Regions from separate parts of the Homo sapiens genome. Here region 2 is linked to region 1. A link is a contact called in ENCODE Hi-C or POLR2A ChIA-PET data. All regions are on one chromosome and are shown on one strand. The core of a region is the stretch at or near the end of the contact, and the rest is flanking DNA. Distances in the headings are between cores, read along the strand shown. Region 1 overlaps TIAM2 (TIAM Rac1 associated GEF 2). Region 2 overlaps TIAM2 (TIAM Rac1 associated GEF 2).

Evidence for each region. Hi-C counts contacts between places; a loop is a spot of excess contacts on that map. ChIA-PET counts read pairs that join two places held with the same protein, here RNA polymerase II (POLR2A). Pooled maps may share reads with other maps.
Region 2: a map of Calu3 shows a loop between it and region 1 (5-fold over the local background). The contact joins two enhancer-like sites. A Hi-C loop is called at or near these places in 3 of 168 maps with a recorded cell type or tissue (Caco-2, Calu3 and HepG2), 1 of 37 single-sample maps with no recorded cell type and 5 of 50 pooled maps. POLR2A ChIA-PET finds 5 or more read pairs at or near these places in 6 of 52 experiments (BJ, CD4-positive, alpha-beta T cell, H1 and 3 more).

What each region holds. Positions count from the first base shown.
Region 1 is chr6:155,084,429-155,087,606 of GRCh38, reverse strand. The region is part of intron 1 of TIAM2 (TIAM Rac1 associated GEF 2); the gene reads right to left. Among named protein-coding and RNA genes, the nearest start is that of TIAM2, 91 kb to the right of the region's middle. Within about 2 kb of position 1,831, at least 4 of the 41 ENCODE cell types and tissues checked have a DNase peak (open chromatin) inside an H3K27ac peak, as active enhancers do; they include PC-9, where a contact is called at or near this core.
Region 2 is chr6:155,125,479-155,128,506 of GRCh38, reverse strand. TIAM2 (TIAM Rac1 associated GEF 2) reads right to left here. Exons shown (of 27, transcript NM_012454.4): 3 at 907-1,017. Among named protein-coding and RNA genes, the nearest start is that of TIAM2, 130 kb to the right of the region's middle. RefSeq lists enhancers at 574-1,320, 328-1,527. Within about 2 kb of position 1,351, at least 4 of the 41 ENCODE cell types and tissues checked have a DNase peak (open chromatin) inside an H3K27ac peak, as active enhancers do; they include PC-9, where a contact is called at or near this core.

The sequences.
Region 1 (3,178 bases), core at 582-3,081:
TGGCTAATTTTTGTATTTGTAGTAGAGACAGGGTTTCACCATGTTGGCCAGGCTGGTCTCGAACTCCTGAGCTCAAGTGATCCACCTGCGTCAGCCTCCCAAAGTGCTGGAATTACAGGCGTGAGCCACTGCACCCAGCCGAAAAAAATATTTTCAAATGATAAGAAAAGAATACTGAATCAAGCTTCACTAGGCTCTGTCTAAATACATCATACTGACAATCTTTAAAAACCAAGACTTGTAATATTTTACTGATGGCCTCATAAATGATTTACTAACTGAAAACTATAAAATATAAGATCTGCCATATTTTAATGTTTCCAATGATAATAATGTTGGATCTCAAGCATCTGTTACATAACAGAACTTTCCACATGTTCATTCCAAATACCATGTGATTTCATGTTTTTTGGTTTCTATGCCTTTGCATATACTGTTCTCTACAGGGAACACCTCCCTGGAGAACTCCTAATTGCCCCTCAAGACCCAGCTTAAGTGTCTCTTCCTCTGATCACCTACCATCATACCCCGAACCTCACAGGGTTATTGCTCCCTCCTTCACCTCACCACTCTTTCTGATATAGGCAATTGCCTCGCAATTATTTCTTTTTCACTCATTTGTCTCCTTTACTAGAACTCACTTACCTTTCCCCTTTACTAGAACTGCTTTGAAAGTGAAGTACTTTGTTTCCCTGGTGCCTGACACAATTCCTTACTCATGGGTGCTTAATAAATGTGTTCATGAAATAACTGATTCGTCAAATTGCTAATACAACGTGATTAATATGTGGCTTGGCTTGCTTTTCCATCATATCGCCATAACTTGAGTTAAAGAGGAAGCTGCAGCTTAACTACTGGTCATTTTGGTGGTTTTTGTTGGGGTTTTTTTTTTTTTTTTCCAAGATGGAGCCTCACTCTGTTGCCCAGGCTGGAGTACAGTGGCGCGATCTCAGCTCACTGCAACCTCTGCCTCCTAGGTTCAAGCAATTCTCCCGCCTCAGCCTCCTGAGTAGCCGGGATTACAGGTGCACGCCACCACACTTGTCTAATTTTTGTATTTTTAGTAGAGATGGGGTTTTGCCATGTTGGTCAGGCTGGTCTCGAACTCCTGACCTCAGGTGATCCACCCGCCTCAGCCTTCCAAAGTGCTGGGATTACAGGTGTAAGTCGCCGTGCCCGGCCAACTACAGGTCATTTTGGATGGAAATGATTTTAAGCAGGATTATAGAATATTTAAGCTTAGAGCACATTGACTTCATCCCTGTTCACTTTGCAGATGAAGAAAGTGAAGTCCAGTAAAGATCAAGTAGACCTCTCATGTAGACAGCGGGAAAGAGCTAAGACTAGAACTCAGATCTCCAAACAGCTACAACAGCTCTGTTTCCAGCAATGACAAGTTACTGGTTCCAAGAATGCTCTTCCTTGGATCTCAGCGCCTTCCTCAGGACCCTCTCTGCGTTCCTCACATGCTCCAGTGCCACGTGAACAATGAAGCTTCCCTGAGCTGGACTGCAATCCAGCAAGTGGCTATTCTTTCAACAGTGGAGACTGGGCTTCGCTGCCAGGGAAAGTCCCATTTTAAGGGAGAATTTGCAGTGGGCCGGGACTGCAATATCTTGTGACCACAGAAAGATCAAACAGGGCACCTTGAGTATGTGAGTCTATGAGATCCAAGGTGGTGCTAGGTAAACTATATCTATAATAAAACTCAAGCAATGCTATGCTTTTGCTTACACAAAGAGTGCTTGTATCTCTCACAGCACATAGGTGCCACGTGTGGACAGAGTCATCAATCAAGACTGATGGCTCATGCTTTTATCAGCATGAAAACCAGCCAGTCCCGCAGCCTTGGAGCTGCCTGTTTGCACCATGACATCAGTGTAATTTTAATTTAACATGAACACACCTTACATTCTTTTCCCTTGAGCTTTGTGATGAAAAGTGGTTTTATTTTTACAGTGCTAGGGATTCTGCCCCATGTCCTACTCGAAAGCTGAATATAATCCAGACCTTCAACTACATCACAAAGTTGTTTTTTTTTTTAATGGCCACATCTAAGAAATACTACATGATTAGTCAATCTAGAAGCCTACTGCCAAGGACTGGGTGAAGTTCAGAGTGCCCAGAGTTTATAAAACTTTCATTGTCAGGTGAACCAGTGTGCAAGCCCACAGTACGCAGCACAACTGTCAATGCAGGTCAATGAGAAAAGGTGGGGAAGGAAAGAGAAAGTTACTACTTACCCTGTGCCCTTCAAACATGCCTCCCACCTCTACGTAAGTAGAATGCATTTGTTACTAAAAATTTTCTCTCAAATTCATGCCTTCTTCAAATTGTATCTTCTTTGTAGCCACCATCTCCCTGAATTTAAAACATGTTTTAAAGTTGCTGGGTTTACTTTAGCCTCGTTATCAGCTAGGCAGCTTATCAATTCAGAGATTCGACTCAATGTTTGTAAGAAAACAATACAGAAAGTGGGATGTTTTCCAGGACTGGGAGTGAGAAATGTAACTCCCATCTCCCTTAACCCCTCCTGTGACCCAGGTTTGTAGGATCTAACTGGGCCCTCCAGAGTCTCCATTTACAGGTGGATTACTTATTATCTCATCACTCAGGGCCCGTAGAGATTTCAGACATAATGAACAAACCATTCTGTGACTCTTATTCCAAGGCATTAGGTAAGACTACATCATAATGTGGTATGCCTTAAATAACAATTTTCACCAGCCTCCCACGTCCACACTAATGCACTGTTCCTGCACAAAGAACTAATGGAATCAGATGCTGCACTCAACAAAGGAAAACTGTAGAGTTACCCAGTAGACTATAGAATGGGAGAGAAGCTGCCATTCATGACAAAGGGATGACTAATTACAATGAAAACAGCAAGTTTCAGTCTATCCTCCCCAAAGGACAGACTCCTATACACATGGAGCACAGTATTTACTGAGTACTGTAAGCCAAGTTACAAAAAGACCGTTGTTATTTATAAAACAGCCCATGTGAAACACCAAAAAAAATCAATGGCCAGCTAGAAGGAGAACAAGGTATACCCATTTTGTTCACTGCTCTCCCTAGGCTGGTGATCACATCAGTCAATCTGGCTCCTGTTTAGAGTAAGTCTTTCCTGGGAGTCCCACAAGGGTTCACGTATCCAGTGACAAAACTCAAGGATACA
Region 2 (3,028 bases), core at 102-2,601, 41 kb before region 1:
AGTGATCAGAGAGATACATTTTCATTATACATAAACTACTGGTAGAGCTAAAATCTCTCCACAGTATTTTGAGAGACTTTTGCTCAAAAACTATCACATTTTTATAACATGACACCAGGTACCAGGCTCTGTTGGGGCTCTAGGAATACCACAAAAGAAAAAGGCCTGGAAGTCCTCAAAAATGAGGCTGAGATGAAAAATGGGGGAAAAAATAAGAGCTCTCATTTGGGAAAGAAAAACATTTTAATAAAACTAATCTCTAGAGCTTTTGTAAAGACTTCAGGTATCTTCACTTTAGAATATGATGAGAGAAGTAAGTATGAAGCTGACTTAGAATATGGGCATCAGAAAAACTTAATATTAGACTCTTACTTCCTTGTAAAAACCCCAGTTTGCTCAAGGAGTCTATTAGTTAAGCCAAACTCAAAGTGAAAAGGGGGAGAAGGAGGGAGGGAGGAAGGGAGGAAAGAAGAAACCATCTCTTTTGATTCTGAAATAATTTTTTTGAGGTGGGATCTTGCTATGTTGCCCAGGCTGGTTTCAAACCCCTGGGCTCAAGGGATTCTCCTGCCTCAGCCTCCCAAGTAGCTGGAACTACAGGCACATGCCACCATGCCCAGCTAGTTTCTCACTCAAACCAGTATATCACTATTTTAGGTCAGTTGGAGGTGATGCTCTTCTGGTGAGATCTCCAGATATATTTAGTAGGCTTTTTATTTTTAATTCTTTTATATCTAAGAATGTGTAGCCACAAAACAGAAGTTAAATGGATTGACTTTTCTTTGGTGGTAATTATCAAATATTTTAAAACCAAAATCGCTAGCCCAAATAATTAAACCTTTACTTATTACCTTAATCACAGTCATGCAACTTGACGTGACCCCCAGGCACAAGGGTTGGGTTTACCTGACGTCTAGTTTCTGCTGTGAGGGAGGTTAGTGGTCAGTAGGCTTTACATGGTCTTGGGAGCAACACAGCACATTTAACAAGCACGCAAAGTGAGTCCATGAAGTGAGCCTGAAAAACAGAAACGCAAGAAAACTCTGTGAAGCGTTTTACTCCAAGCTCCCACAAAGTCAAAAGGAAGCCTTAACGCAAATTATATGAAGAAACAACTGGTGTCCAGGGTCACTGTCAAGGTAATAAATGAAACGTCTGTGAACCGTGTGATTCATCAGGGTCATTTGAAGCCAGAACTGCCCACCCAGTCTTGCAAAGGCCACCAACTCAACACCCAGTCTGCAGTCAAATGCATGCCTTTGTTTCAGGGGAGACCGCTCCAGTGAGTCATGCGTGGCTCATCTGTCACCATGACCAGGAAAACAACTCTCAGTCTCACAGGGCTGCAGGAGCGTCAGGCTGTGTGACGAGAGGTGGCCCTTGTTCTCTATTTGACCAAGCAGCAAAAACAAAGCCCAAAATATAACATCACAGTGAATAGTCCTTGGTTAAAATAATTTAGCTTGTAGAGGTTGACCTCATAAATGAGATTAAAAGCTTTCTCAAGCACATGTTAGCAGGGGCAAGAGGTCCCCCTCTGAGGGATAAGGCAGGGCTTCTGAAAGGGAGGAGGACTGGCTGAGATGGGGAGGCTCCCCTCTGGCCGTGCTCACTGCTGGACACGAAGCCACAGACACGGGAAGCAGAGGGGTGAGGCCTTAATAGTGACTTTTTGTTCCTTTAAAAAAAAAAAAAAAAGTTTATTTGTAATTGTGGTCAAACATGGATAACATAACATTTTCCATCTTACCATTTATTTATTTATTTATTTATTTGAGACAGAGTTTTGTTCTTCTTGCCCAGGCGGGAGTGCAGTGGCACAATCTCGGCTCACTGCAACCTCCGCCTCCTGGGTTCAAGCGATTCTCCTACCTCAGCCTCCTGAGTAACTGGGATTACAGGCACGCACCACCACGCCCAGCTAATTTTGTATTTTTAGTAGAGACAGGGTTTCTCCATGTTGGTCAGACTGTTCTCAAACTCCCGACCTCAGGTGATCTGCTCACCTCAGCCTCCCAAAGCGCGGGGATTACAGGCGTGAGCCACCGCGCCTGGCCCATCTTACCCATTTTTAAATGTACAGGGCAGCAGTAAGTACACTGTTGTACAACCGTCACCGACATCCATCTTCAGAACTCTTTCCATCTTGCAGAACAGAAACTCTGCACCCATTAAACAGCAATTCCCCGGTCCCACAGCCCCTGGCAACTGTCATTCTACTTTCTGCCTCTATGAATTTGAGGACTCTAGATACCGCATATAAGTGAAAGCATTTGTCTTTTTGCAACTGGCTTATTTCACTTAGTATAATGCCCTCAAGTTTCATCCACGTGGTAGCAGATGTCAGAATTTCCTTCCTTGTTAAGGCTGAATAGCATTCTATTACATGTGCATGCCACATTTTGTTTATTCATTCATCCCATGGAGAGACACTTGGGTTGCTTCCACCTCTTGGCTATTATGAATAATGCTGCTATGACCATGGGTGTTTAACTAGCTCTTCCAGACCCTGCTTTCAATTCTTTATGATATATACCCAGAAGTGGAAATGCAATAGCATTAGGTTATTCTATTTTTATTTTATTTTTAGAAAATAAACTATTTATTGTCATAAGCACACCACTTAGGTTATTCTATTTGTAATTCTTTTTTTTTTCTCTCTTTTTTTGGAGACAGAGTCTTGCTCTGTCGTCCAGGCTGGAGTGCAGTGGCACAATCTCGGCTCACTGCAACCTCCGCCTCCCAGGTCCAAGTGACTCCCCTGCCTCAGCCTCTCAAGTAGCTGTGATTATAGGCGCGCACCATTGCACCAGATAATTTTTCTGATTTTAGTAGAGACAGGGCTTCACCGTGTTGGCCAGGCTGGTCTCGAACTTCCGGCCTTAAGTGATCCACCCACCTCAGCCTCCCAAAGTGCTGGGATAACAGGCGTGAGCCACCGCGCCCAGCCCTATTTTTAATTCTTTACAGAACCGCCATACTGTTTTCCGCAACAGCTGCACCATTTTACATGCTCACCAACAGTGCA